2 separate regions of the Homo sapiens genome follow, and region 2 is linked to region 1. A link is an interaction called in ENCODE POLR2A ChIA-PET data of the cell type or tissue named here. Cell type or tissue: Caco-2. All regions are shown on one strand. Links, peaks and the distances in the headings refer to the core of each region. The heading gives the core; the rest is flanking DNA.

Region 1 (16,147 bases), core at 4,318-9,317:
CTAAAGAGACATGACAAATCAGTGAGATTTGTGATCCTTAAAAAAGATTCAGGATCAGACGGGCGTGGTGGCTCACACCTGTAATCCTAGCACTTTGGGAGGCTGAGGTGGGTGGATCACCTGAGGTCAGGAGTTCAAGACCAGCCTAGCCAACATGGTGAAACCCCATCTCTACTAAAAAATAAAAAAAAATTAGCTGGGTGTGGTGGTGGGTGCCTGTAATCCCAGCTATTTGGGAGACTGAAGCAGGAGAATTGCTTGAACCAGGGAGGCAGAGGTTGCACTGAGCCAAGATTGTGCCATTGCACTCCAGCCTGGATGACAAGAGCAAAACTCCGTCTCAAAAAGAAAAAAAAAAAAAAGATTCAGGATCAAAAAACAAAAAGAGCTATAAAAGACATTTTTGAACCAATTTGAATATAGACTACATATTGAACTATTAAGTATATGTTAAATGTGTTGGGTGTGATAATGGTATTATGATTGTGGAAGAGAATCCCTTTCTTCTAAGAGAAACATGCTGAAATATTTATGTGCCAAGTGTACAATCTCTGCAAGTCGTTTTCTAATAGTTCAGGAAAGCAAAACCAAAACAAAAAGCCTCTAATGTATAAATACGTATACAAGTGTGTATATATGTTTGGAAATGTGAAGGATATACTCACGTTTATTGTCCTGCTCTTTCAATTTTTCTAAGTTTAAAGTTTTCCAAATAAAAGGTTGCTGAGGTGGAAGGTGGGAGTGGATATTAGGAGTTTTAGGAATTTAATCAAATATTTATGGGAAAGACCCTTGGTATGTGTTGGGCTGCCCTAGGGATTCCAGGGAACCCACAGATGGTCTCTTGGTGGTGCCCAGTGTATGTGTTGGGGATTCTCTGAGCCAGTGCTCACTCCATGTTGAGAGGTGAAAAGGCAACGTCTTAGTCTGTTTGTGCTATAACAGAATACCTGAGACTGAGTGATTGGTAATGAGCAGAACCTTATTGGCTCACAGTTCTGGGGGCTGGGAAGTCCAACTTCGAGGCACCAGCCAGTGAGCACCTTCTTGCTGCAGCATCACATGGTGGACAGCAGAAGGGCAAAAGGCAAAAGGGGACAAACTGGCCCTTTTATAACTGCATCAGTCATTAGTTCCCATCATTAGCAATCACATTTCAACATGAATTTAGTAGACAAACATTCGAACCATAGGGAGTCAAAGCAGACCTGGATTCTAAACCTTGCTCTGCCCCTTCCTGGCTATGTGACTTTGGATAAGTTATTAATCCTCTCTGACCCTCAGTTTCCTCAATTGTGAAGTGAGAGAGATCATGCCTACTCAGCAGGGTTGTTCAAATGTGCTAAATAAATAGTACTTCCCTCATATTCCTTTCCTTGTACCACCTCCCAAATCACCAATTTATTCATTCATTAACTATTTATTGTTATTCCTTACAATGGGCAAGGGGTACAAATCCGAGTCAAGTTACTCTTTACTAACAAAAGATAAGCATTGGGTGTTAAGGAGTGAGGAGTTGCCCCAGAAGACTTCATAGAGGCTGGGCTGTCGGGCAGAGTCTAGGATCATGAGCTTGGTGGCCTGCACAGGTGATGGAAGAGGAGCCTAACCTGCAATGAGGGCCCTCAGAGGCAAAAGTAGTGGGTAGTTCAGGTGTCAGGAGGGTGGCTGGACTGGGGGTGTTTGGTGAAGTGGGCAGGGCCAGGTTAGGAAATGGGTTGGGCCCCGCGTGAGCAGCGTAGGGCCTTGTCTAGAATGACAGGGTGCCCCTAAAAAATGCATTTCCAAAGATCGCTTAGTACTGACCATGACAAGCTTTGATGTTTGGTTCACAAAATGCAGTAGGTGGAGCTCAGCTGTATTATACTGGTTTAAAAAAACAACAACACTTGAATGGATAAATAGAAGGAAGCTATGGACCCTAAATTTTTCTGTGGCCTTTCTCACCACCTTCTTCCCAGAAGAGGAAGAAGAAGCCTGGCTAGGGGATTAGGCCTGACAAAATAGGGCCTGCCTTTGAGAAGGGTGATATTTTTCAGATAGAGGCACACAAAGAAAAAAATAAAGAGAGAAGGGAGGATTGCAGAATAAAGCTCTTCTGTCACCTGTTGTCACCATCTCCTTATGCAGCCTCTGTCCACAAGCACCTAATGCCCTTACCACCACCCTAGACTAGATTGCAGGGACTACCACTTTCTAAATCACATGTTTCTGTAATACATTAATTTTCTTTTTGCCGGAAATGTATATTACTTTTGTAATCTGAAAAAAAATGACCAGAGAGAGAGAGAAACCCTAAACGTCCAATTCCCATACTAATCTAGACTGATCTTCTTGAAAGAGCTGCTTCCTCCCACATCAGTCCCCTTATAATCCCTGCCATTGTTCGGTCTCCTCTGCTCCTTTCTCCATTTCTAGATTGCCAGGAAGTAAGAGAGAGGAGGGGGCGTCACAGTGGCCTGGCTTCAAGTCCTTGCTGGGGGACACATGGAGGAACCCAGCCTGTGCCAGCCCTGGTGCTGAGAACTCCAGGTTCCCGGTCCCTGCGGGGACCCCAGGGCTCACCACTGGGATCCTGGCAGAGCGGCCCTGGGGTGCCCCGGCCAGGGAGCCTCAGCCCCCGCCGGATGTGCACGCGCAGAAGGAAGCTTCTTGACTTATGCTAAATCATTTTTCTAAGAACAAAAACTATGTACAAATGAATATTTCCATCTTTATTTCAAATTCTAGGTTTCAACTGCAATATTAATGCTACTCCACAGTGTAATTTACTTGTAATAATATATCATTATTTCTATTTTACAGTTCTCTTCTTAAAGTAGTAAAGCAAATGTTTAAAACAGCACAAATCCGAAGCCCCACAATTCTCCATTCAGGCTCAGAATTTGTGCTCTCCTTTCAGAATGGCACATAATTGAAAACAATGAACACCCCCAATGTGCTAAACGCTCTAGTCATTAAAGCATTTTTTTACTTTGCAATAAAAGACTGTTCTTGTGGTTGTGGTTATTTATTTATTTATTTTTAGAAACCCCAAACACGCTGCTTCCTGTTCCCAGACTGACATCTGCTGGGGATGTCAGGCTGACCGGCTCCCCGCCAGGCCCGCAGCCGGCTGCCACTCGCGCCCACGAAGGGCAGCGGAGGGACGCGCCCGGGGCGCAACCCGCGGCGTCTGCTGGGCGCTCTCCCTCCGGCTGGCGTGCAGGCTCAGGAACTGGCCCTGGAGTCCCCAGTTTCTTTCTGGCTTGTAGCTGCTGAGTTAAATCCCAGAATGGCACTGGCTTGGCACAGGATCCTGGCTGTTGGCGGCTCAGGTGAGGTACTGATGCCCAGGTGAGGATTTGGAGGCAAAAATAGGCACACGGGCAGAGTGGGTGTCCTCTGCGTGCTGGATGCTCAAGTTTCCTTGCTTTCTGGAGGACGTCTACCCTGTGTATCTTTCACTTTTTTCTGTAGTGGTTCCTACGCCTTTGGTAGAACAGCTCCCTGTTTAGTCAGCCCTGGGCATCGGGTCCTGTAAGGGAGGATCTCCATCCATCCCCACAGATTCCAATCAGCAACCTTCAAGCTTAACAACCAGGAGCCGAGCTTCCTGTTCCACCCAGAATGAGTAGAATGAGGGCCGGTTTGTCTTCTCTTCTAACCCCTCCTTTGTCCCAACCTTGTTGTTGTTTACCCTGTGGCTGGGGCAGGGGGGTGAAGCTGTGAGGGGCAGGGGGGTGAAGCTGTGAGGGGCTGGGGAAGGGCAATGTTCCTTTTCTGTCTCCTGGAGACGTCCAACAGCTCTAGGAGCCTCTTACTATCTGTGAAAGGATGGCATCAAGCCTGAGTCTCTGACGCTGCTCTGGGCAACCTGCCCCTCCAGGCCCTTGCAGGACATTTTCTTTTCTTTCAAAAAAATTTTTTAAAATATATTTTTTACTTTTCAGGGAATGACCTAGAACATTGCAGAACATTTTTGTGAGATGCCCTTGGCCCCTCACAAAGCCAGCATCCTGCCCCAGCCAGCCCCTAACACGCTCTCCTGCACACACCTCCAGGGGGTCTGCATTCCTGCCTCTCTGAACCCTCCCGTTCACCCACATCTGTGCCTTCCTGGCCATCAGCCTGCCAGCCTGATCACTAGCCTTTCCCTCTTGCTCCCCGGTATCTTTCCTCTCTGGCCAAACTTCTCACCCCCATCCACAAACGGTACTCTCAACGGCAACCCCAACCCACTTAAACACCTTTAATGAAATCTCATTGCCACAGAAAAAGCCCTATCCTTCGGCTTAATGTCCAGAGACAACATAGCCTAGTCCAGCCCAGCCCAGCCAGGGTTTCCCAAAGCCTGGGAGCCTACCTTGGGGTCAGGGGATGCCCATGGAATCATTTTGTGGGGATGAGGTGGGGGCATTAAGAATGGAGTCACTGAATGAGAAAGTGATTGTATTAGTTCAATTTCACACTACTATAAAGATACTACCCAAGACTGCGTAGTTGATAAAGAAAAGAGGTTTAATTGACTTACAGTTTCACATGGCTGGGGAGGCCTCAGGAAACTTACAATCATGGAGGAAGGAGAAGCAGGCATCTTCTTCACAAGGTGACAGGAGAGACAGAAAAAGCCCAGGGGGACTGCCATTTATAAAACCAACAGATATCATGAGAAGTCCCTCACTATCACGAGAACAGCATGGAGGAAACCGCCCCCATGATCCAATCACTTCCCACCAGGTCCCTCCCTCAACACCTGGGATTACAATTCAAGATAAGATTTGGGTGGGGACACAAAGCCTAACCATATCAGTGATTCTGTTATGGAGAAAGTCTGGTTTGGTGTGAGTCAGCTTATTTTTTTTAAATAAACTTTAAATTTCAGAATAGTTGAAGATTTACAGAAAAATTGCAAGAACATTACATACAGTTCCTAAATACCCAACACCCAGTTTCCTCATTGTTAACATTGCTAGTGGAAGCTTTGAACACCTCCCTGATGCCAGTGAATCTCCTTTCAACAAGGATGCACCTCTGTAGCCACAGCTGGGAGGCTGAGCTGGACTCTAAGAACAAAGCTTTGTATGCAACAAATATATTTTCTGTTACCTTCTAGTTCCAGCAAGTGAGACTACTCATCCACATTCTAAAATCTACAAATCTCTGAAAAATGAAAGCTTTTTTTGTAATGTTGGGGCCAAAGCTCCTTGAGGCAAGCTATATATAGCTTCTGTCCTACTTGGTGTAAATAGTCATACATTTCTCTGAGAAATATTTATTGATTCTTTGGCTTCTGGGGGTGTTAACTACTGCAGGGCGTATGCTCTATATCTCCTTTCTAAATCAGAAAAAAATCTGAATTCCAAAACATATCTGGCACTATAGTTTTCCATTTTATGGTTGTGATATAGTTCAAAAGTAAATTTACGCCAGGAGTGGTGGCTCGCACCTGTAATTTCAACACTTTGGGAGGCTGAAGCAGGAGGATCACTTGAGTCTAGGAGTTGGAGATCAGCCTGGGCAACAAAGCAAGACCCCATCTCTATTTATTAAAAAATAAAAATGAAAATCAGTAAATAAATTTAAATAAAAAGAACAAGTCATTTAAAGAAAAACAGTAAATAAATTGTAAATACAAATTACCTGTATTTTTAAGTTTCTCTTTTACTTTTTCCCACTCTTCAAATAAACACACTAATTACTAGCACCAAAAACAAAACAAAGAATCTGCTTTGCCTTCAGGGTCCAATCTAAACTCCTCCACCCCCTGGCCATACCACGGTCCTGCTATATACCAGGCCTGCTCATGCCTCCAGGCCTTTACACGTTCTGCTAGTCTCCTTAAAATGCTTTTCCCACTTCTTTCCCTGGCAAACTCTAGGCCCTTCTTCCAAACTCAGCTCAGATGCTACCTCCTGCAGGAAGCCCTCCCTGGTTGCATCAGTCTTAATTAAGTGGTCATCCTGTGTGGTCCCGTGGTATGCTGCACACAATACTGTAGGTTAGGAAGGGGTTTGACCCCTAGCTCTGCCTCTTTTCAGCTGGATAATTCGGGTCACTTAATTATGCTCACTAAGCCTAATTAGTAAGATGAGTAATGATAGTTACTATTTATTGAATTCATGCATTATTCTAAATGCTTCACATGTGTAAATTCATGTAATCTTCACAACAAACCTGAGAGGTAGAAACTGTTATGATCCCCATGTAACATATCAGGGAATTGAAGCCCTGGGAGGGTAATTCCTTCTCAAAGTCACAATAGGCAGGGGCAGCCAGGACTTCTTCCCCTGTTTCTCTTATTCCCCACTGCAGAGTAGCTAGGGAAGAGCCTATATCACAGGTTACCAGGAGAATAAAATGAGATAGCCCAGGTCAAAGGCTTCATCTTTGCAGGCTACCCCTGGCCAAGCCTGTACTTGATACCCGAGACTTGGCAGGCACTTATTTATCTGCCTCTGAAGCTAGCTCAGCCAGGGGGCTGCAAGCCGCTGTTCTCTGCTGCTCCTCTTGGTTTTATCATTGCCTCATTGGAATCTTCCTGCCTGGCCCAAGCTGGGTGGGGCCTCTCCACAGTGCTTTCTACTGTAATCAGTATTTACAATTTTGGCCTCTCCCTCTGAGCTCAGCAGAAAGAAATGTGCCCCACGCACATTTGCCTTTCATCTAGCGCCCTGCACAGGGTTTGAACCAAAAGAACTTCATAAACATGAGAAGAATAAACGATGAAATAAATGCATGGATGAAAGGATGGATGGATGAACAAAGAAGGAATGGACACATTTTTGTCTTTAGAATTTCTAACACAAGGACATACCATAACTAGCGCAGAGTGAAAAACATTATCCAGATAACACTCTTCTAACCAGACGTTCAGAGACTGAACTTTGAAAACAAAGGGAAGGAAAGAAAACAGCTCTTTGCACTGCACTGCACTGTATGTCTGCACTTGGAGTAAAATAATGTGGTAGTGATATTCAGCTCTCATGGTCTTCCCTTGAGATGGGAAGCTGGAAAAGGAGCGGTTGACATTCATGATAAAGCTAAAACATCTTAACGGGCACTGAATAAGTTTGATGTTATAAATGCCATTTATAAGCGAATCTGAGGCAAGATCCTAAACAACAGAGAACAGCTGCGGCACATGAGCACTTACTGACAGGCTCCAGGCCACACAGGCTCTGGATTTGACGACTGCCACACTTCAGCACTGGCGCAGGAGCTGCTTATGGAAAAGCTGCATAGATGGCCCAATAACCACCCAAGACAGAAAGCCTATATTTCGATGATTTGCAAAAGGATGAAATGACATTGTCATTCAGTTTATTAGATTACTGCTTCTTATCTCCTTTCTCCTCTTTTAAATTTGGCACTAGGAGGATAACATATTCACTAATGATTGTGGTTTTTAAAGGTAAAAATGTTTAATTATGAGATAAGAGGAAATTATTTGCTGGAGAGCACGGAGCAGCCCGTGTGAGTACAGGAATGGCACCCTTAGGCACTGCTGTTTAATTTACAAGCTATTTATCTCCTCACCTACACCCAGCAGAAACAATTAGCACTTGGTAATTTGTTGATCTTATCTAAGTCATAGGATCTGTTATCATAGTTGCCACCACTGTAAAGGCTACACTATGTGAAATGAACAATTTAGAAATGGCTGGCTATTCGGTCATGCTCATTTAACTTGTTTTGAATTTATTTTAGACTGGTGAAGTCTTCACATTTTGGTCTCACTTCTAAATCAATGCATTAATTTTGGGAGGGATTTTAAGACGTTTTCAGAGACTTGTATTTAATACTATCACAGTGGGGACCAGACTCCTTTTCCAAGGAGCCACCCAGACCCCTTTTCCAAGGAGCCACCCAGACCCTCAGAAAGCAGTACCTGTGGAAACACAAGTGAACGGGATGAAGAATGATGCGATCTTGTATGAAAGTTTTCAAACAGCCGCCAAGAACAGCAACTCCTCTCCCATCGGCCCTCGGCCCCCCGGGACTCAGTGACTCCAGGTCAGCTGGGATTCCCAGGCTCTACCCTCCCTCCCCTTTAGTACCTAATCCCTTGAAGGGCTGAGATGAAAGTATTTCCAGACTGTCTTACTGTCTGTCACAGATTGTGAGCCCAGAGGTCACTCTGGCACCTCCTTGGCACCCGCTGGTTTTGCAAGAGACCATGGGAAGCACTTGCAGAGTTTCCCTGAACTGTGCTCCACAAAACTGTTCCAAAGTCAAATCAGTGTGGTGGAGGGAAAGGGGGTTTTAGATAGGAACTTTTTCTCGTCCCTCCCAATTCCATACCGTTCCTCCCCCATTGAAGCAGGCGGGGCACAGTGCTCATTACCTTCTGGAGGCTGCTGATCGGACGGAAACAAAGCCAAAGTCCTTGGGAGAATTCAGCTGACTCTCAAGCAAAGGCTGGATGAAGGGAGAGAGACTTACTCCAGCCTGGAAAGGGTTTTTGAGGAGAGAAGAAAAGGGGAAGGGAGACAGGAAGAAAAGGAGAAAAGGGAAGGGGAGGAGGAATGCGGTAGGGAAACAGGAGTCTGGAAGAGAAGTAGGGGGCGGGGAAGGAAGAGGGGAGAGGGAGGAAGCCAGGGTTTGTGGCTCAGGAGAGCCCCAGGCCCAGCCTGCAAGCAGAGCACCAGGGAGGTGGCAGAGACAAAGTGGTCAGGAAGTGCACCTAGACTGGGCTTGCAAACGCAAATGCTTTCAGGAGTCAGGCAGAACGGGTGAAACAGGCCTGAGAGGCAGTGGGAAATAGGAGAGGCTGAATCACAGGGAGGGAAGCATGCACCCCCACCCAGAGGATGAGGATCCCTTTCCCTCGAGCATCTCCCAGAAACTGAGCTCAGTCCTCAGACCTGGCAGATCCTGTGAACAGGGATTCTGGGCGTCTGAGCAGTGCCTGAGTGGATCAACAAGTGAGAACCAGGTGGTGGTGGTGGTTTTTTTCCCTCATCAATCTGGAAGAAAAGGGAGTCAAAATCAGAAATTAAATAGCTTCTTAGACACTTGGGTCTGTGCACCAAAATTTATACCAACGTCCTATGTTTGGGAAATGTTTATTTCACAAAGTTAAACAAATTTCCTTATTGTGGGACTTCTCAGAAATTTTAACATGACAAGATACTACATTCAGGATCTCAGGAAAAGGGATTCAAAAGATCACTAGTGCACTGGTAAATTATTAATAACCAACTTAAGGTTTAAATCAGGGATTTCAAAAATCCTAATTTGACTGCGTGCAGCAGCTCATGCCCATAGTCCCAGTGCCTTGGGAGGTCGAAGTACGAGGATGGCATGAGGCCAGAAGTTTGAGACCAGCCTGGTTAACATAGTGAGACAGCCATCTCTAGAAAAAGTAGGTTAGTCAGGCACAGTGGCCTGTACTTGTAGTCTCAGCTACTCAGGAGGCTGAGGTGGGAGGATTGCTTGAGCCCAGGAGTTTCAGGCTGCAGTGATCTATTAATATGATAGTGCCACTGCACTCTAGCCGTGTGACAGAGCGAGACCCTGTGTCTAAAAATAACAACAACTCTGATTTGTAGCACTGCCAGTTTTCATGGTGTAAATACTGTGATGGGCCATCCTAGCGCCAGAGCTTTCCTTGGGATTGGCTGAGGCCTTTGCTGCTCCACAATTCCCTGATCCCAATACTAGTTCCTTCGCTCCCCAACAAGCGGTGGTGATCCAAAGGGTTCTTTTCCGCAATAAACTTCTTGCATGCTAGTGTCTGCCTTGGAGATGTCTCCCAGGCAACTTGACCCAAGACTGGTCCTTTTACTCACAGTCATGAGTTATAAAAAGAATTTGCTTCCTTTTTTTTTTTTTTTTTTTTGAGATTGAGTTTTGCTCTTGTTGCCCAGGCTGGAATGCAATCACGCGATCTCTGCTCACCGCAACATCCACCTCTCGGGTTCAAGTGATTCTCCTGACTCAGCCTCCTGAGTAGCTGGGATTACAGGCATGTGCCATCATCCCCAGCTAACTTTTTGTATTTTTAATAGAGATGGGGTTTCTCCATGTTGGTCAGGCTGGTCTTGAACCCCCGACCTCTGGTGATCCGCCTACCTCGGCCTCCCAAAGTGCTGGGATTACAAGCATGAGCCACCGCGCCCGGCAGAATTTGCTTCTTGATTCATTATGATATTTCTGCATAGTTCGGGTTGATTATGCCTATGCCAGAATCTGATCTATATGGCATAACATACAGAAGGAATAAAAGACAGGGTCCCTGTGGTAACCAGCCTCTAAGATGGCCCCAAATGATTCCTGCTTCCTGGTATTCATGACCCTGTGGAGAACTGATGTAGGTACCCAATAGGATATTTTGGAAATGACAGTGTTTGACTCCTGAGCCTGGGCCATAAAAGACCTATGGCTTTTGCCTTGCTCTTGCTTGAGTCACTCACTCTGGAGAAAGCCAGATGCCATGTTATGAGGGCTCCTGAGTGGCTCTGGGAAGTAGCTCCACCAAACAGTCCACATGGTGAGAAACTGAGTAGCTCCAGTTTTGCGGTCACGAGAGTGAGCTACCTCGGGAGTACTGTCTGCAGCTCCAGCCCGGCCCTTGGATTGCTGTGCACAGATGAGCTGCTTCCACCGACTTCTGGCTTGCAAAAACTGCTAGGTCATAAATGTTATTGTTGTTTGAAGATGTAAATCTGGGGTGACTTGTTATGCAGCACTGTATAACTAATACAGCACCTAATCTATAAGAGCTTTATAACTTCACAGGGGAGAAAAGATGGATCTGAATATGTAAAACTGTGAAATAAACCAGTATGTATGAACCATATACCAACTGTCACAAGTTCTGAGAAATGAGAGGAGGAAAGAAGGAGGCTGTACAGTTGACAAACAAGGACCCCCAATTAGGAGGTCAATATTAGAAGAAAAGGAGGTTCGAAGAAAGGCAGGACCACATCTTGGGTTCTCTCCATTTTTGTTTTTTGTTTATTTTTTTGAGACGGTCTTGCTCTGTTACCTAGGCTGGAGTGCAGTGGCATGATCTTGGCTCACTGCAGCCTCTGCTCCCGGGCTCAAGTGATCCTCCCACCTCAGCCTCCCTAGCAGCTGGGACGACAGGTGCAAACCACCATGCCTGGCAATTTTTTTTTTGTATTTTTAGTAGAGACAGGGTTTCACCATGTTGGTCAGGCTAGTCTCAAACTCCTGACCTCCTGATCCGCCCGCCTTGGCCTCCCAAAATGCTGGAATTACAGGCATAAGCCACCGTGCCCGGCCATTTCCTTTTTGAAGAAACCAAATTCTTGAGGAGTTTATGCAAATATTCTTTGCAAAATGTGAAATGCACTTGAAAATCAAGAATACATCTTTAGCTGGGCACAGTGGCACACACCTATAGTCCCAGCTACTCAGGAGACTGAGGTGGGAAGATTGCTTGAGCACAGGAGCTGGAGACTAGCCAACACAGCAAGACCCCAACTAGGCAACACAGCAAGACCCCATCTCTGAAAAAAAAAAACCCTAAAAATAAAAAAATAGATATATCTTTAAAACAACATGTAAGTCAAACAAACTACTTTTGGTAAGGAAATTCAGCCTTATAAAAGTGCAAAAAATTTACCAAAACACAAAAGTGGTTTACCAGTCTGTTACATACCATCATCTATGCTGGGTTGAGAAATTAAAGGATATTTATTTGTCAGATTGATTTAAATTAAAGAATAAAATAACTCAGTTCCTGGTGGGTTGGTTTCCACACTGGAGCAATGGAGAGACTCCTAAAATAAAGGTAAAATAAAGGATATCTATTTAGATGAGAGGAGGAAACAAACAAATAAAAGCTCCTCAACCAACCAGAGAAAATTAATCCCTCTTTCCAGTCTTCACTGTTTTTCATTTTGCTTTGCTTTGTTTCCTTAAGGAAATTTAAAACATAGTGGAAGTCACGATGGCATGGAAATGATGGCTGGGAAAGCATCCCGGTACCTTTTCATGTTGCCTGAATCTCGCTCAAGATATCAGTTTCCAATGGAATGGGGAAATCTGTGTAAACCAAATAGAATATTAAAGTACACGAACAAGCAGCCTGAAAAAAAAAGTTCAATAAAGTAAATGAACAAATATATAAAACAGATAGCCAACTTCACCAGTAAAGAAATGCAAACTAAACCACAAGGAGATTGAAATGTTAAAAATCGATTGGATTGGTAAAGACTAAAAAGGTTGATAATGCTCAGTAGTTGGGGGTCTGGGAATCGAGCACACCATGGGGTGAGGTGGGAACGTTAACTGGTACAACCATTTTATTTTATTTTATTTTATTTTGTTTTGATTTATGTATTTATGTATTTATGTATGTATGTATTTATTTTTTTAAGACAGAATCTCCCTCTGGCTCCCAGGCTGGAGTGCAGTGGCATGATCTTGGCTCATTGCAACCTCTGCCTCCCAGGTTCAAGCAATTCTCCTGCCTCAGCTTCGCAAGTAGTTGGGACTACAGGTGCGCACAACCATGCCCAACTAATTTCTGTATTTTTAGTAGAGATGGGATTTTGCCATGTTGGCCAGGCTGATCTCTAACTCCTGACCCCGAGTGATCTGCCTGTATTGGCCTCCCAAAGTGCTGGGATTACAGGCATAAGCCACTGTGCCCGGCCATGGTACAACCGTTTCAGACAGCAATTTGACACCACCCAGCAATGCATACCCTTTGATCCAGCAATTCCATTCCCAGGAATTTATCCTAAATGTGAAAGTATATGTAGAAGCTCAAGCATATTCACTGCAGCCTTTTGGGAATAATGGGAAAATTAGAAATCTCAATGTACACAAGAGAGGGCTGGCTACATAAACAAATAAATGAGAACAAACACGTGGTGCCTGCTTATTCTGTGCCAGCATTCTTCTAGGAGCTCTATGCACATGAAGTCACGTGATCTCTCAAGATCCCTTAGACTTGGTTCCTGTCTTAGGAGAGTTCAGCCTTACAAACAAATATCACTCAGCCATCAAAAAGCTCAGGAATAGGTCCAGATGTGCTGACACAAAAAATACTCATGACATGGAAGTGATAAAAGGAAGTTTCAGGGAAAGCTATGGAGCACAATCTCATTTATGATTTAAAAAGAGACTGTGCATACATGTTTATATTTATACAGAAAATGTCTGGAAAGATAAACCAGAAGGAAACAGTTAACAGAGAAATCCTCTGGAGAAAGCCAGGGAAGGGAGGAGAACCCTCCATTTTTTACCTAATATCTTTCTTTTTGGTTTTATTTTTAAAAAATAAAGCCCAGAGTCAGCCAAACTGCAAAGGCTGAGGTCACAATTCCTAACCCTGCTTTCATTTTGGACACTGACCTCAACTTTGGGGGATTCCCCCAAACTACTCTCAGATTGGATAATTCACTAGGAGGACCCGCTGAATTTATTGAAAGCTATTATACTCATGGTTTTGATTTATTATAGAGAAAAGATACAGATTAGAATTAGCCAAAGAAAGAGACACACAGGGCAGTCTGGGAGGCTTATCAAACATGAAGCTTCCATTGTCCTCTCCTGTGGAGTTAGAACACATTACCTTCCTGGCATCTGTGTGTGAGGATACACCTTGAGTACTGTCAACCAAAGAGGTACAAGCAAATTTCAGTGTCCAGAGTTTTTATTGGAGCTTCATTCTGTAGGCCTGATGGGTTTATTGATTGCCCACATGGCTGATCTCATTCTGAAAGTCAGCTGACACTACATGACCCAAATTCTCACCCTAAATCACACTGCTGGGTCTTTCTGGCATGGCCAGTATGTACCCCAGGATCCAGTGTGGTTATCTCATCCCCTAAACCAAGATACTCTTATAAGTTATGACTGAGGTTAATCCCAGAAGCTGAGGGCAAAGGCCAGATCACCCTCTGGGCAAGACCAAATGCTTCACTACACATTGTTAGAATGAAGACATGGAATAGCCATGTGGCTAATTGTTTTTCCACGTGCTGCCTGGTGCATGGGCCAGTTTCTAAGCTGTGTGTTTATGTAAGATGATTCATCTTCACTGAGACGCTCTGATCATGTGGACTTTTGTTTTGTGTTTTCTTAGATTCTGTATTTGTCTGTTTGGTATTCATTAGTCACAAGGCCAAATTAATGGCCATGATTATTTCTATTTCCTCTGCAATCCAGGTTTCCCAGATGCACAAAAATCATATTACAAACCCTCTAACCAATCATTTGAGTCCATACTCCCAAACACTTCCTTATCTCACTCTTACACACCAGCCAGTATTTCCTCTGCCCGAAATCACCCAGGGCCAGGTACCAGACAACTACAGACCACTCCTATAGCCCAGAGCCTGCCCAAATTATTTGAAATAGCCAATCCTACACTGTTTCTCCTGCCCCGCCTTGTTTTTCCCAAGGCAACCGCAATAAACGCTGTGGCCTGGGCTTTCTTCTCACCACTTCTCCTTCCTGACCTAACCTGGTGCTTCCCCATGTGGCCCTGCATGCATGATGTGCCCTCATCCCTTGGCAAATACAACTCATAAATTCTTCTTCCAATGACATGGCCTCTCCATGTCATCACTCAATCCCCTCCCTGAATTAGAATCTCCAGTAAAATTGAAACAACTTTTAAATCTCTGATCTACAGGCCTGGGTTTCAGTAGGTCAATAGTCCTTACTGCCTGGTGCAGGCCTGGGCTCATGCATACTTGTTAAATCTAATGAACAGTCTGGGTGCAGTGACTCATGCCTGTAATCCCAGCACTGTGGGAGACAGGGGAAGACAGTTTGCTTGAGCCCAGGAGTTTGAGACCAGACTGGGACACATGGCAAAACCCCATCTCTACCAAAAATACGAAAATTACTCAGGCATGGTGGCATGCGCCAGTAGTCCCAGCTACTCAGAAGGCTGACACAGGAGGATCGCTTGAGCCCAGGAGGTGAGCTGTGATGGGGGCCACTGCACTTCAGCCTGGGTGACACAGCAAGACCCTGTCTCAAAAAAAAAAAAAAATATAATAAATTTTACACTATCAGTTTTTGCTCTAGTGATGAAGGAGATAAATTATTCATCTTGCTTAATGCAATCAGTACTTGATGTGGAATCTGAAAATATGTTAAGCTACTTTCAGAAATGCTCATCAGCCTGCATATCTGCACTGTAAAAGTTCCGTCCTAACTTGTTCAGTGTTCTTTTATCACCCTCCTTTCTCCTCCTTCTTCCCCACACCCTGCCCCTAATTCATTTAGTTAAGCAAATAACCTGTATCCACTGCCAATAACTAAATCTGCCTGGATCACCTTAGAAGCTAAAACCCAGAATGAAAAAAAAAAGTTATGCTTCTTTCATTTGGGCTTGTTGCATGGTTTACTTTAGGCTCTGAGTAAGTGCTATTTTATTATTGTTTTTGCTTGTTACTATCAGGGGATTTCAGGAACTGATTTTAATATAAATGCCTTAATTGTACTCTCAGGAAAAGATATGAAAACAGAAAACCTGATAAATCAGTTGATTCTGTAACTCTCCACATTGTTGTCATCTGTGAAACTGACTTAGCAGTCCCCACGATGAGGTCTGGCCATATTCCCACATTTTCAGGGACACAAGGTGTAAAGATATGAAGGAACTGGAAAGGACAAAAAGTGTGAAAAAATATCAACAAATTTAAGCCTCCAGTGATAAATATGGGTAAAGTGCTGAAGTGATAGACGAATAAGGTTAACAAAGGCCAAGCCATAAAGGATGAGGAATATTTTGGGTTTTAATAATACAGGTGAGCTTTTACAGAAAAAAAAGTTACTGCCTCAGGCAAGAGTAACTGTTTATGGTGGGTTTCCAATAATTCTCAAAGTTTGATCCAGTTAAGAACTCAAATTCTGAACCAGAAAGTTTAAAAAACATTTTAAAGAAGAAAACCTTAAAATAGCTATTTAGGCTGGGCATAGTGGCTGATGCCTATAATCCTAGCACTTTTGGGAGGTCGAGGTGGGAGGATCACTTGAGGTCAGGAGTTTGAGACCGGCCTGGGTAACATAGCAAGACCCCCATCTCTACAAAAAAATAAAAAAATAGTTGGGCATGGTGGTGGTATGCGCCTGTAGTCCTAGCTACTTGGGAGGCTGATGCAGTAGGATCACTTGAGACCAAGAGTTTGAGGCTGCAGTGAGCCATGATTGTACTACTGTACTCCAGCCT
Region 2 (16,147 bases), core at 1-5,000, 81 kb before region 1:
TTATTGTCATGGAATAGCTTTTTAAAATGGCTGGAAATGAAGATAGTCTCTTGAAAGAACACCTTTTCCTACCTATTTCAGTATTGTAGTCAAATCTTGAAATACAAATTTTTTTTTTCAATGGCATGGTCTCGGCTCACTGCAACCTCCGCCTCCCGGCTTCAAGTGATTCTCCTGCCTCAGCCTCCCCAGTAGCTGGGATCACGTAGCGCCCGCCAGCATGCCTGGCTAAGTTTTGTATTTTTAGTAAAGACAGGGTTTCACCATGTTGGCCAGGCTGGTCTTGAACTGCCGACCTTGTGATCCGCCCGCCTCTGCCTCCTAAAGTGCTGGGATTACAGGCATGAGCCCGGCCGAAATACAATTTAATTAAAATACTTATTTTCTTATTAGAAAGCTGCCTCTCAATGGCACCTACTGCTACATTTACATAGTAACCCAAAATTGCAGTTGCTTAGCAGGGAGAGAATCACAGTGCTGGATATTATTTATACTTTTTCTTCCAAAACGATTTGAGGAAGTACTGTGCTGGCCATTGTTTACATCATATTAGGAGATCTGGATGTCACTTTCTTTTCCCATATCCTCGATTTCCTCACTTTTTAAAATGTCATGTGTTTTTGTAAGTTTTCTTAAATCCTTTGGAAATGTGATGACGGTGAAAAATCCCTGAAGGCTTCTATACACCTGTTGGCATGGAATATTTTGCAACCCGTTTCTTCCCTACAAACAGAAGAGACAACTAAATACGGTTTGATCTACATCTGCAAGAGCCTAGCCATTCAGTATTAAAAAGTGATGGCCCTGGTTGACGGTACCACACCTGAAGACCTATGCCCTTTCCTTCACACTCCCTACTTCTGCATTTCTTCCCTCCTGAACGTCTATCAAGTGGACCATATGAAATTGCCAGTATTCAACTGTTTTTTATCTTAAAAGGTGACAATTCTATATCATTCAACCTAAATTAATGTCTCAAGAACATAACCTTTGTTTCTATTATTGTGACCTTACTTTTAACCATCCTAGAGCTCTTTAACCTGTTCACACTGGATTTCAAGGATCTTAAGTTGTTCTACTACATAATCACTATCACACTTCAGAAACATTTTAGTTTACATTAAATACACTTAACCCCCTCATATTTCATCTCTTCCTTTCTCAAAAATAGTAATAAATAACCTCAAGCCATTAAAGTGTGATGTCCTTAAATGAGGAGCAACAACCTTCAGCATGGAGTGTATTCATACTTTATGATTCAATTAGATAATAGAATTTGTTTATTTTCTTTGGTCATATAAACCAGACATAAACAACAACTAATCTCAAAAGAGTCAATGATACCCAAAGCCTAGTTAGAGAAGGTAAGAGAAAGGGGAAAAAAAAAATGATGTGGTTAGGAGAAGGTTGGATAGAACTGTAGAAAATATTGAAGGCAGCTTTTACCTGCTTTAAGGAACAGAATTTTTCGAGTTCCCCCTAAAATGGCTGAGTGCTGCACCATGTCATCACTCCATTCCAACCAAACAGCTGGAATAAAAAATGCAATTATACACACACATATATATGTATAATCTATACACACATAAGTATATATGTATAATATATGCATTAATATATAAACAGAACAATCCATAATTAATTAAAAGAGATGACCATCATGGATAAATCTCAATACTGTGTGAAAAAAGCCTGGTTATAGAAGAATAAATGTTATGCTACTACTGTATTTATATAAAGTTTTTAAATGTACCAAATTATATTCTATACTATATATGGATATATACATATGTAGTAACACTGTAATTGCAAAGGAATGGTGTGCTAAATTTAAAACGGTGATTACCCTTGGTATGAAGAGGAGAATGGCATTTGAATGAGTTTCCCATGGGCTTTGTTTACATTTGCAAATTTAACTTAAGCTAGGCTGAGTGTATTATTATTGTATTCTCTATATTGTTCTCCTTGCCTGAAATACTATGAGCATTATTTTAAACTAGAAAAAAAAAAAAGTAACTGATAGGAGAAGTACTGCAGTAAGTATGCCCAGGTAACTGATCAAAGGGCTGGAGGCAAAAGAGAATGATTCAAATATACTAAGTTTCCCAGCTTTTAGTAACTGGAAAGATGAACTGAAGTAAAGGATCTTAAAAGGGCATGAGTAAGTGGTGGGCCATTATGAGTTTGTTCTTAGATGTGCTGAGCTGGAGGTGCTAGCAGGACTTCCATGAGATGGATAGCCAACAGACTGTTGTCAAATTGAGTTTAGAGCCACAGAGAGAAGCAAGGGCAGGCTTGGGTTTGGGGACTCTTACCATCTTCACAGGCCTTTGTCCATTTGTCTTCAAACATAGCTATGTTTGAAGATAAACATTCCTTCCTATCTTTAAAAATCCTCCATGTGACTGTGGTTGTCCCTAGCTACTATCTTTTTTCTTTCCTCCCTTTCCTTGTCCAAAGTCTCAGTAACTTGCTGTCTTCCTACTGCCTTCCTAATATAATTCTACACCCAATTTCAGCATTTGACACTGTAAATATTTCCTTCTTAACACTCTCCCCTCCCTTGAACATTATCAGCTTTCTGGTTTTCTCTCAAATATATATTTCTCTGTATCTTTACAGTGCAGTCCCATAAAAAGCTACCTGTGGTGATGGAAATATTCTTTGTGTGCACTGCCTATTACCATAGCCACTAACCACATGTGACCATTAGGAACTTGGAAATGTGGCTAGTATGACTGAAGAACTGAAGGTTTTTTTATTTTAATTAAAGTTAAATGTGAATGGCCACATGTGGCTAGTGGCTATCAGACAGTGCTGCTTTAGGGTTTCTTTTGTTTTTGGTTCCCCGAGCTTTTCTTCAGAAGCTGGAAACACAGCATTCTGCAATGTCAGCCCTCATCTCCAAACTCACTCCCAAATCTCTATCTCCTGTCACCTGAGTTCTTGTTCTATATCCTTTTTTTTTTTTTTAAAGACAAAATTTCACTCTTGTCGCCCAGGGTGGAGTGCACTGGCATGATCTCAGCTCACTGCAACCTCCACCTCCTGGGTTCAAGCGATTCTCCTGCCTCAGCCTCCGGAGTAGCTGGGACCACAGGTGCACGCCACCATGCCCAGCTAATTTTTTTTGCATTTTTAGTAGAGACGGGGTTTCGTCATGTTGCCTAGGCTGGTCTCAAACTCCTGACTGCAAATGATCCACCCGCCTCGGCCTCCCAAAGTGCTGGGATTACAGGTGTGAGCCGCTGCACCCGGCCATGTTCTATATGTTTAAGCACTGTGAATTCCTCTTGAATGTCTCACTTTCACCTCAAACTCAGAATGTTCAAAACTAAACTCATAACTTTCTCTACACAACCAGCTCCTCCTCCCCTCTGATGCTTCTGTCTGTGACAGTGAGGCCATCATTCTCTCAGAAGCCCATACGGGAAATTACCTTTGACACATCTCCTCCCTTCCCTCTCCCATAGGCAGCCACTTACCAGATGCTGCCTGCCAAGTTTTCCTGCAGACACTCTCAGCTACCTGTTCATTGAAATCACATTTATTGAACCCTGCTCTACAAGATGCTGCATGGTCCCTATCCTCAAGGAGTGGATATCCAGTTAAGAAACAAAATATAGGGCTGGGCACGGTGGCTCACACCGGTAATCCCAGCACCTTGGGAGGCCAAGGCGGGTGGATTGGGAGGCCGAGGCAGATGGATCACGAGGTCAAGAGATGGAGACCGTATTGGCTAACACAGTGAAACCCCGTCTCTACTAAAAATACAAAAAAATTAGCTGGGCATGGTGGCGGGCACCTGTAGTCCCAGCTACTCAGGAGGCTGAGGCAGGAGAATGGCATGAACCTGGGAGGCGGAGCCTACAGTGAGCCGAGATCGTGTCACTGCACTCCAGCCTGGGCGACAGAGAGAGACTCAAAAAAAAAAAAAAGAAAATATAGGCCAGGCACAGTGATGCATGCCTCCCAGCACTTTGGGAGGCAAAGGCAGGAGGAACACTTGAGCCCAGGAGTTCAAGGCTAGCCTAGGCAACATACTGAGACCTCAACTCTACAAAATTTTTTTTTTAATTAGCCAGACATGGGGGTGCATGCCTGCAGTCCTAGCTACTTGGGAGGCTGCGATGGGAGGATTCCTTGAGCTCAGGAGGTCAAGGCTGCAGTGAGCCATGATTGCACCACTGCCCTCCATCCTGGGCCACAGAGCAAGTAGCAAAATGTAAACATACACAAATTCAAATAATAGAGAAGAGAAATAACAAAGCCTACAATACATCAGATGCTTTGCCAAAGGACTGCCTTCCGAATTCAGAAATCACTGGGGGGTCAGTCAGCTCCTTCTGGAAGGGATCAAAGCATGCTTTGCCCTGGCCCACTTCTGCTGCCCTAGACAGGCCTCCAGACTTTCCTGCTCCTTTCTGTTCTATATCTACCATCAAATTAATCTTCCTTAACCTGGCTCAAAAAACCTGAGTGATTCAAATGATCTAATGCATATCAGGTCATCTCTCCCAACTCCTCACTGTCCTGTAGTCACTCTAACCACAAAGTTTACTGGCCCTCTGCCACCAGGATTTTCCTTCTCCCCTCCCCATGCTTCAGTTCAAGTCTTAACCTCTTTCCATAAAGCCACTGCTGGCCAGGCGTGGTGGCTCACACCTATAATCTCAACACTTTGGAATTCAAGACCGGCCTTAGCATCGTGGCAAAACCCCATCTCTACAAAAAAATGCAAAAATTAGCTGGGCATAGTGGTGTGCACCTGTAGTCCCAGCTACTCTGGAGGTTAAGGCAGGAGGATCAACTGAGCCCAGGGAGGTCAAGGCTGCAGTGAGCTTTGATTGTGCCACTGCACCCCAGCCTTGGTGACAGAGACCGTGTCTCAAAAATAAAAATTTAAAAAGCCACTGCTTCCAGCTATTGGTCATTCCCTCATCTCTAACTTTCCATTAACCTTAGAGTATACCCCTTAATATTACTCTTAATTCATGATTTAGTATTGTCACCATGATTTAAATGATAAGCACTTTGTGCACAAGCATTATCTTACTCTTTCTATGGTTCTTAAGCAGTGATTTCCAAGGAAGGAGAGGTATCATTTGAAAACAAAACAGCTCTTTGTCCCATAGGGATGTTTTTAAAAGCTATAACACTTAACTTACTGGAATTTCAAATATTAAAGGAAAATGTGAGACTTTTATGTTTTATCAAAAGAGGCATGTTGTATAATGAAAGAGTTAGGAGACAATTTTTCAGTGTTGAGCAAATAGAAGATAATTAATAGATATCTGTTGAACAATACATTGATTTCAACAAGCCATGAATTTGGATTCTTTTAGGATTAAACATTCAGACTTCTTATTTTAATGGAGAAACTGTTAGTAATATGACCTGCTGATTATAAAGGGGCCAAAAAACTGGTACTCACCAGCTGAACCAACTATTAAAAACGTAAGGATATGTTTGAATGTTTTTGTTATGAACCATTTGATATATAAAATGTGCGCAATGTATACATAAATTATAAAACAATAATAGATGGTGAAGTCACCTAATTTAAGAGATTTCTGGAACTGATTAACACCTATAATTTTTTTTTTTTTTTTGAGACGGAGTTTCACTCTTGTTGCCCAGGCTAGAGTGCAATGGTACAATCTTGGCTCACCACAACCTCTGCCTCCCGGGTTCAAGCGATTCTCCTGCCTCAGCCTCCCGAGTAGCTGGGATTACAGGCATGCGCCACCACACCCGACTAATTTTGTATTTTTAGTAGAGACAGGGTTTCTCCATGTTGGTTAGGCTGGTTTCAAACTCCCGACCTCAGGTGATCTGCCCACCTCAGCCTCCCAAAGTGCTGGGATTACAGGTGTGAGCCACCGCACCTGGCCAACACCCATAATTTAAAGGTTCTGTTACCTTTAACAGCAAATGACTTTATTTTTGCTCTAATTACATATATTTCACTGAGTTATTTTCTTAGTCTAGTATATTAAAACTGTGGCATTTCTTGGCCAGGCGCGGTGGCTCACGCCTGTAATCTCAGCACTTTGGAAGGCTGAGGTGGGTGAATCACCTGATGTCAGGGGTTCAAGACCAGCCTTACCAACGTGGTGAAACCCTGTCTCTACGGAAAATACAAAAGTGAGCCAGGTGTGGTGGTGTGCGCCTGTAATCTCAGCTACTCGGGAGGCTGAGGCAGGAGAATTGCTCAAACCTGGGAGGTGGAGGTTGCAGTGAGCCAAGATCACCCCATTGCATTCCAGCCTGGGCAACAAGAGTGAAACTCCGTCTCAAAAAAAAAGCATTTCTTTAAATTCTATAGTCAATATTCCTGTCTTACTCATTGCATTGGAATTATTTTGTTTCTGGCATGCTTGCTAACTCATGAGTTTGTACTTTTTTACTCTATTTTGAATATTCTGATTTCACATTACTGAGATAATCTTTCTTTCTTTCTTTCTTTTTTTTGAGACAAGGTCTCACTGTGTCTCCCAGGCTAGAGTGCAGTGGTGCCATCTTGGCTCACTGCAACCTCCACCTCCTAATCTCAAGCGATCCTCCTTCTTCAGCCCCCCAAGTAGCTGGGACTACAAGCATGAGCCACCATATCCGGCTAATTTTTGTATTTTTTGTAGAGATGGGGTTTCACCACATCGTTGCTCAGGCTGGTCTCGAACTTCTGAGCTCAAGCAATCCACCTGCCTCCACCTCCCAAAGTGTTAGGATTACAGACGTAAGCCACCGAGCCCAGCCTACCATGAGATAATCTTTCTACTTCATATTTCCTCCACACTGAATTGAATAAGCCACTTATCTGCTTATGTCCCTAGTCTACTCAAGTCATTTCATTCCTTCTTTGTATTGACTGACCCTCCCTCTAGTTTTGTATAACAAGCTTACTGCATGTTACTTCTTCCAAATCACTGACATATAAAAATGAACAAAGTTGGTCCTAATATTGATCCCTGGAGCGTTGTAACCCATCCATTCCAAACTATTCCACACTTTGATATCAAAGTCATTGTTTACTTAAGTAGTTCATCCCTATACTACTTATCTAACTTCTAGATTAGTTGTTTGTCTGGTATTCTTTTCATGGTATTTTATCCTAAAATACAAGTAATTGGTTCATGGCTTCCCTCAGCTGATATTTGTTATTAGACCCAGAAGTTATTTCATATCACTGAGGCAGATAAGATGTGAATCCATGCTGACTCTTTTTAAATTAAATCATAACTTTCTGATATTTCCATTTGCTGATTTCCTACAAAATTTACCAATGTCATCTTCTCTACAGAATTTAATACTTCTGAATCTCATGCTCAAGAGAAAAAGGGATATTTAGGGAATGAACAATAATTTAATGAGGGTTTTACTTATTAAAACTGACATAGACCTAGTCAAAGATAAAGTATTTCAAGTCACTTTTCTCCTTATTGATGAATTTAAACATCTATTAAGAATCAAGAAGCAGGCTAAGCATGGTGGCTCGTGTTTATAATCTCGGCACTTTGAGAGGCTGAAATGGGTGGATCATTTGAGTCTAGGAATTCATGACCAGCCTGGACAACATAGGGAGATGCTGTCTCTACAAAAAATAAAAAATTAGCTGGGTGTGGTTGCACCCGTGGTGGCATGCACCTGTGATCCTAGCTACTCTCGATGCTGAGGTAGGAGGATTGCTTGAGTCCAGGAGGTTAAGACTGCAGCAAGCCGTGATCGAACCACTGCACTCCAGCCTGGTCAACAGAGCAAGACCTTGTCTCAAAAAACAAACCAAAAAAAAAAAAATCAAGAAGAAACTATTCGCATTACAATAGTGAAAATGTATCAGAGTAGTCAAAATTCACAGAACTGTATACCTAAATAGGGTGAATTTTACTATATGTAAATTATACCTTATTTTATAAATAGAAAAAAGTAAATAGAATCTTCATTTTATGTTTGTTTTGTTTTTTTTTGAGACAGTGTCTCACTTTGTCACCCAGGCTGGAGTGAAGTGGCGCCATCTTGGCTCACTGCAACCTCTGCCTCCAGGGTTCAAGTGTTTCTCCTGCCTCAGCCTCCAGAGTAGCTGGGATTACAGGCACCCGCTACCACGCCCGGCTAATTTTTGTATTTTTAGTAGAGATGGGGTTTTGCCACGTTGGCCAGGCTGGTCTAGAACTCCTGACCTCAGGTAATCCAGCCACCTTGGCCTCCCAAAGTGCTGGGATTACAGGTGTGAGCCACCACGCCTAGCCAGAAGCTTCATTTAAAAAAAAAAAAAAAAAAAACTAGTAAATACGGAAAGTGAAACTCTGTGAGAATAGCACAGGGGATGGTTCAGGCTCCTATACCTGGGGGGTTTAACATAGACTAATTTAATTGTGGAAACTTTTTTGAAGAGGAGATGGAAGTATATGAAAAAAGGCTTAGAAATGAATATTTTGAAAGAAAGAAATCCATGGATAAACAGTGGAATGGCAAGAAATGCACATGTTAGGCCTAGGCCGGGCGCAGTGGCTGACACCTGTAATCCCAGCACTTTGGGAGGCCAAGGTGGGCGGATCACCTGAGGTCAGGAGTTCCAGACCAGCCTGGCCAACATGATGAAACCCTGTCTCTACTAAAAATACAAAAATTAGTCAGGTGTGGTGGTGCATGCCTGTAATCCCAGCTACTTGGGAGGCTGAGGCAGAAGAATCGCTTAAACCCAGGAGGCGGAGATTGCAGTGAGCCAAGATGACACCACTGCACTCCAGCCTGGATGACAGAGCGACACTCTGTCTCAAAAAAAAAAGAAAGAAAGAAAAGAAATGCACACTTTTAAAAGTGTGTTTAATGTATGCTAAAAGTAAATGCATAAAAAGGCCAAATGAATAAACCCACAGAGTTCCTCACAAACACATATATTTCTGCAAATATAACAGCAAGATTATAGAAAGAAAAATGGTATATATAAACACACACACACACATATATATATCTGTTTTGTACACTTGAAAGCAGGAACCATCAAAAAACTTTGCACCTAGTAGGACTTTAATAAATTATTTGACTAAAGTGATATTTAACTTCTTTAGGCCTATTATCTCATTATTAGTCAGCTATTCCTAACTTGTTTTTAATTTGTCTTATTATTTTTAATAAACTTTTTATTTTGGAATGCTTTTAGATTTACAAAAACAGTTACAAAGATAATATAGAATTCCCATATACCTCTAATCCAATTGTTAGATTAGAGCCAATCATTCCAGTTTGCACAGACTGTCCTGGTTTTAGCACTGAGAGTCCCACATCCCAAGAAACCCCTCTTCCACACAAACTGGAATGGTTAGTCACCCTACAATGTTAGTATCTTACCTTACCATGGTATATTTGTCAAAACTAAGAAACCAACAGAGTGCATTATTACTAAACTCCAGACTTCATTTGGATTTCATTAGTTTTTCCAGTAACATCCTTTTTCTATTATAGGATCTAATTCAGGATACCACATTCATGTGTTTAGTCGGCATGTCTTAGTGTTCTCTAGCCTGTGACTCTTTCTCAGTCTTTCCTTGTTTCTTATGACTTTAACTCTTTTAAGGAGTACAGTAGCCACCCTTATCTGTGAGGGCCATTCCAAGACCCCCAGTAGGTGCCTGAAACCTCAGCTAGTACTGAACCCAATTGCCATCAATCGGAACACGTTTTTGTTCATGTCTTCCACCCACAAACTTAATGCCTTTTGCATCTTAACTAGCATGTATCACGCACAGTGTCCATAAATTTTGCAATCTGAGGTGTGATGGCAAAACTAGCAGGAATTTCTTTTTCCTTCATCATAAGTTCACAGATAGAAGGTTTGTTCTTGTCTTAGATCTCAGCAACCCCAGCATATGATTTTTTTTCTTTTTCTGTTGAGTTGAGAAGGTTCACCTTTTCATTTAAAGAAGGCACTTTATGGCTTCTCCTTGGCATATCTGAATTGCCAGCATCACTACTCTTGGTGCTTTGGGACCATTATGAGGTCAATAAGAGTGACTTGAAGGCCAGGCGCAGTGGCTCACGCCTGTAATCCCAGCACTTTGGGAGGCCAAGGCGGGTGGATCACGAGATCAGGAGATCGAGACCATCCTGGCCAACATGGTGAAACCCCATCTCTACTAAAAATACAAAAAAAAAAAAAAAAAATTAGCTGGGCGTGGTGGCCCGTGCCTGTAATTCCAGCTACTCGGGAAGCTGAGGCAGGAGAATCCCTTGAACCAGGCAATCAGAGGTTGCAGTGAGCAGAGATCTCGCCACTGTACTCCAGCCTGGCAACAGAGCAAGATTCCATCTAAAAAAAAAAAAAAAAAAAGAGTGACTTGAACACAAGCACTGTGGTACTGTGACAGAATCCATGAAAGGGCTACTGAGTGACTAACAGGTGGGTAGGATTGACAGTGTGGATCTGCTGAACAAAAGGATGATTCACATCTGGGTGAGATGGTGTGGGATGGCCTGAGATTTCATCAAGCTACTGAGAACAGCACACAATTTAAAAGTGTAATTTTTTTATTTCTGGAATTTTCCATTCAATATTTTTTGCCACAATTTGCTGAAGGTAACTAAAACCACAGAAAGTAGAACTGTTGATAAGGAGGTGCTATTGTACTTACTGGTAACGTATTTTGTGGAATGTCCCTCAATTTGTGTTTGATGTTTTTCTGACATGTAGACTGGTCTTATGGGGCTTGAGGTCCTAATTTTATTTATTTATGTATTTACTCATTCATTCATTCACTTTTAGAACCGAGGTCTTGCTATGTTGCTCAGGCTGGAGTGCAGTGGCTATTCACAGGTGCAAACATAGCAGCTTCAAAACTTCTGAGTTCAAGCCATCCTCCCATTTCACGCTCCTGCATAGCTGGGACTACAGGTGCCCACCACCTCATCAGGCTCTTATTTATTTATTTATTTTTATTTTGTTTGTTGTTTTTTTTTGAGATGGGGTCTTGCTCTGTTGCCCAGGCTGGAGTGCAGTGGTGTAATCATGGCTCACTGCAGCCTCAACCTCCCAGGCTCAATTGATCCCCCCACATCACCCCCCCAGGTAGCTGGGACTACAGGTACATGCCACCACACCTGGCTAATTTTTGTATTTATTATAAGTGTGTAAATTTACCAGTTTATACACTCGCAAACAATTTATAAAAGTACTCATTTCTCCACACACTTAGTTTTCATTTTTATTTTTAATCTTTGCCAATTGGATCATCAAAACTATGGTGCTTTTTAAAGTTTCATTTCTTTGATTACTGGTGAGAGTGAGCATTTTTACATGGTTAGTGCCATTCGTATTATTCTATGAGTTTCTTGTTTATACCCTTTATCCAATTTTCTATTGAGACATTCATCATTTTCTTTTGATTAGAAAGTGCACATTAATGATGTTAAACGTTTTCTCTCAATAGATTTCCAATTTTTTTCCAGATTTTCATTTGTGTTTTAATAATGTCTTGATATTCAGAGGTGTGAACCACTCTCATTTGTTTTCTGCCTTTGGATGTTGTTTTTGTTTTTCGATTTGGTGTTGGTTTGATTTTAATATGGAGCTCAGTTCTGAATCCTGCTTGTTCCCAGGCAGCTCACATGAGTCTTCAAAACCTGCAGCACAGCAATCTCATCACATATGGACAGTGCTCTCCTTCCTAGTGAGGCAATACCCCTGAGTCCTCACAGCCCCAAGCTTTAGGAGATAAAAAAGAAACAAAAACAAATTCAAAAACACACTGCCCTGAAAGCTGCCAAATTCAGGCTGCCATTGACCTCCAAGGAAATAAATTCCAAAGATAGTAATAACCACAGTAAAAAAAAAAAAAATATTTTAACATAATTCAGCTCCAAAACCCCAAAACAGACTGTTGTAAAGGCTTTGGTACAGTAGAGAATAGGGGTTCCCAGCATCCTCTGTGAGCATCCCTGCCATCGAGTCTTTCCCTACAGCTTCGGCTGTCTCTGAACAGGAAACAGGAGCCTGGACTCTTAAGTCCTGCTCAGGGAGGCCAGGATTTCTCTTTCCTGTTTCCCATTCTCTTTGCCTCCATTTTAGAACTTTTAAGGTCCTGACAATTTCAGAACAGATGTCAGGACTGAAAGTTATTAGAAAGAACCAGAAAGGGGTGGGAGGAGGGAGAGCATCAGGAACAATAGCTAATGGATGCTGGGCTTAATACCTGGGTGATGGGATGATCTGTGCAGCAAACCACCATGACACACGTTTACCTATGTAACAAACCTGCATATAGACCCCTGAACTTAAAAGTTAGAAATAAAAAAAAAATTACTCCTAAGTATTTTATTATAGTGAGGCTTGATACCTTGTGGAGAAGGTCCTCCCTTCTTATCTGTTTTTTAAATTTATTTTCAGACAGAGTCTTTTTCTGTTGTCCAAGCTGGAGTGCAGTGACATGATCACAGCTCACTGCAGCCTTGACTTCCTAGGCTCAAGTGATCCTCCCACTTCTGCCTCCCAAAGTGCTAGGATTACAGGCATAAGCCACTGAACCCAGCTGTTATTCTTTTTATTCAAGAATGTCTTGGGTGGTGGTGGTTGTTGTTGTTGTTGTTGTTGTTGTTGTTGTTTTGAAATTTGCTCTTACATGTACATTTTAGAGCCAGTTGTCAGGCTCCATGAAAAATGTAGAATTTTCATTAGCATTGTTACTAGATCTATAGATCAATTTTGAAAGAATTCACATCTTTATTATATTGTGTATTTCTAGCCATGAAGATAGGGTATGTATTATTTAGATTTTCATAATGTCTTGCAATAAAGTTTCATAATTTTCTGCCAAAAAAAAGAGAAAGAACCGGCGGCTCACGCCTGTAATCCCAACACTTTGGGAGGCCGAGGCGGGTGGATCATGAGGTCAGGAGTTCAAGACCAGCCAGGCCAAGATGGTGAAATCCTATCTCTACTAAAAATACAAAAATTAGCCAGGCACGGTGGCAGGCACCTGTAATCCCAGCTACTTGGGAGGCTGAGGCAGGAGAATCGCTTGAACCTGGGAGGCGGAGGTTGCATGAGCCGAGATCACGCCACTGCACTGTAGCCTGGGTGACAGAGCAAGACTCCGTCTCAAAAAAAAAAGAGAAAGAACCAGAAACATTAAAAGATTAAAAAAGCCTTGTGCCTTCTCTTTCCCCCCACTCCTCTTAATGAAAACATTTAAGACAGCAAAAGCTTTACATTAAATTTAGGCAAGGAAAAATAAATAAATAAATAAAACTTGAGGCAAAAAGCAGGCCTAGTTCACAGATGGTATGGTTCTTTTTTTTATAATTGACAAAAGTTGTATGCATTTATGCTGTACAAAACACGATGTTTTGAAATCTGTATACATTGTGGAATGGCTAAATCCAGCTAATTAACATGTGCATTACCACACACACTTATTTTGATGTGTGTGTGTGTAATAAGAACACTTAACATCTACTCTCTTGGCAATTTTAAGTATAGAATACGTTGTTATTAACTAGTCACCATGTTGCACAATAGATCTCTTGAACTTATTCCTCCTGTTGAACTGAAATTTTGTATTCTTTAACCAACATCTTCCCAATCAACCCCCACTCCCACCCCACTACCAAGCTTCTGGTAACCACCATTCTATTCTGTTTCTAGACTTTTTAAGTTAGACTTTTTAAGATTGCACATATAAGTGAAATCATGCAGTATTTGTTCTGTGCTTAGCTTATTTTATTTAACATAATATCCTCCAGGTTTATCCATGTTTTCACAAATGACTTTTCTTCTTTTTTAAGGCAAAATAGTATTCCAGTATGTGTGTATATTTATATACACACACAACGAAATGTGACATATATATCTCTCACACACACATTTTCTTTATCCATTCATCCACTGATGGACACTTAGGTTGAACTTAGGTTGATTCCAGTCTTGGCTGTTGTTAACAATGTTGCAATGAACATGGAAGTGCAGGTATCTCTTTGACACACTGATTTCATTTCCATTGAATAGATACCCAGAAGTGGAATTGCTGGATCACATGGTAGTTCTATTTTTAATTTTTTGTAGAACCTCCATACTGTTTTCCACTATGACTGTACTAATTTATATTCCCACCAATAGTATACAAGGGTTCCCTTTTCTCCACATCCTTGCCAACACTTGTTATCTTTCATCTTTTTGAATAAGAGTCATTCTGACAGGTGTGAACATAGCTTGCTTTTGTATTATGAATCAAGGGATCTTAGGAAGGTCGCCTTCTCACATTTTCCCCAGAATATCTCCCTTCCACAAACTCACCATAAATGTTTTGTTTCTGAAGTGTCTGACCCAGTATCTAGTAGAGTGGGTATGTGTGAGTAACTGCAATAATTCTTGGAAAGAACTGAGATGTATGAACTAGATGTCTGTCCTCAAGTCTTCAGAGATACAGATTATCCTCTGGAAACAAAGGGTACCCACAGTTTTGCCTGGATTGCGCTTTCCAGTTGAGAAAGGGGGTCTTGGTAGAGAAGAGAGCCCATATGGCCTTGATTAAGGTGGGAGCAGATGATGATGGGAGGAGGTGCTGCTGGTGCCTTAAACACATGTTTACCCTCTCTATTGGGTAATCCAGCTTTGGTCCTGAGGGAGCTACCACACTGATATTCAATGGTATAAAAAATAGTAACAGGGATGTGGTTTTCACCCCCACCTCCTCACTATTCCCAAAAGTTGGTCTAATTCTAAAACTACAAATCAGAACAACTCAACATGCAGTCAGCAACCCCAGGTCACATCCTTAATTCCAAAAGGCTGCAGCCTAGCCCTGTTCAATGCAGCTGTGTTATAGAAATATTTTCTTTAACACTTGTAAACTGCCTTTTTTCTAGAGTTTCCTTGTTGGTGACCTTATTTTGCCATCCAGTTTCAGTGTAAATGCAGCACGGAAGGGGAGTGGGAGGGATGTCCTAGCCTGAGCCAAAGCCGGGCTCCAAGCCAGGATACAGATTCGTCTGGGCATGTCTGATGGGCTTGCCAGGAGTATCTCAGCATGAGGGATGGAGGAGGCCCATAGAAAATAACATCCTAAGTCAGTAGGTGTGGAGGGATGCATCACAGGTATCAGAATCACCAGGAAAACATTAAAAAATGCGTGTACCCTGCAAACTACACTCCTCATTCTGGTCGTGTGTGTACATGTGGGAACACTCTAGTGAGGAACCCTGCTTTAGCACCAAAATTGGCCCTAAGAGTTATGCAGATCAGTCTGCACTAGAGGCACTGAGAGCTCCGAGAAAACAATGTGGCTTCTGTGCATAGCAAGCGTTCCCAAGCCACTGGCAGTGTGACCTTGCTACGTTGCTGTGAACACCAATAGCTTCAGTGCCTCAGGTACAGTCTGCACCAGGATGCCTACACTAGAAACCATGGACCACTGGGAGTTCAAGAACAGGCTGCAGGGGTCCATGAACTCTGGAAAATTACATCAACTTACTGGGTATATGTTTGTATTTCTGGGAAGAGATTCAATAGGTTTTGTCAGATTCTCAAAAAAGAATGTAATCCTCAAAAGGTTGAGAACTACTGCCCTGGCAACTGCCAAAAACATACTGAGGAGAGCAGATTTTGTAAGATTCTGAGAATGCTATGATGGTAAATCTTGGCCAAAGCCAGAAAAATGTTGCTTTTTCATCTAATGTGACTTATTTTTACCTCGAGGCATCAGTGACCCGGCAAAACATTCGTTACGCGAAATCGCACCCATCTTATCCATGCTTTAAGCCCACTTTAAATGCTTCCACCTCCTCCCTAACCCAAATCATTGCTTCCTTGCCTTAACCTTGTGTATCTCCTTTGTAATAATACTTTTTCCCTAGTATGAGTACATATATCATCTCTCTTCTACAAACTATAACTTTTTTTTTTGAGACAGGGTTTTACTCTGTCACTCAGCTGGAGTACAGTGGCATGACTGTGACTCACTGCAGCCTCGAACTCCTGGGCTCAAGCAATCCTCCTGCCTCAGTGTCCTAAGTAGCTGGGACTACAGGCATGTGCCACCATGCCTAGCTAATTTTATTATATTTGTAGAAACAGCGTTTCACTATGTTGCCCAGGCTGGTGTCAAACTCCTGAGCTCAAGCAGTTTTCCCATCTCAGCCTCCCAAAGTACTGGGA

What was found. Peaks named below come from ENCODE experiments on the same cell type or tissue, not always from the same donor. Only the 100,000 strongest peaks of a DNase experiment are listed, where the experiment ranks them.
Region 2: POLR2A ChIA-PET joins it to region 1 with 10 read pairs; 17 of 35 experiments call an interaction of 5 or more read pairs at or near these places.

What each region holds. Positions count from the first base shown.
Region 1 is chr2:174,045,354-174,061,500 of GRCh38, forward strand. LOC105373746 (a long non-coding RNA gene) reads right to left here. Exons shown (of 3, transcript XR_923589.3): 3 at 15,397-15,578. Among named protein-coding and RNA genes, the nearest start is that of LINC01960, 28 kb to the left of the region's middle. RefSeq lists a silencer at 4,176-4,379 and an enhancer at 6,137-7,336. In Caco-2, for the core only: no CTCF peak of the experiment used is centred there; DNase peaks (open chromatin) are centred at 6,548, 7,167, 8,138 and 8,675; H3K4me3 peaks cover 1,789 bases.
Region 2 is chr2:173,968,223-173,984,369 of GRCh38, forward strand. No RefSeq gene overlaps it. Among named protein-coding and RNA genes, the nearest start is that of SP3, 11 kb to the left of the region's middle. In Caco-2, for the core only: no CTCF peak of the experiment used is centred there; no DNase peak of the experiment used is centred there.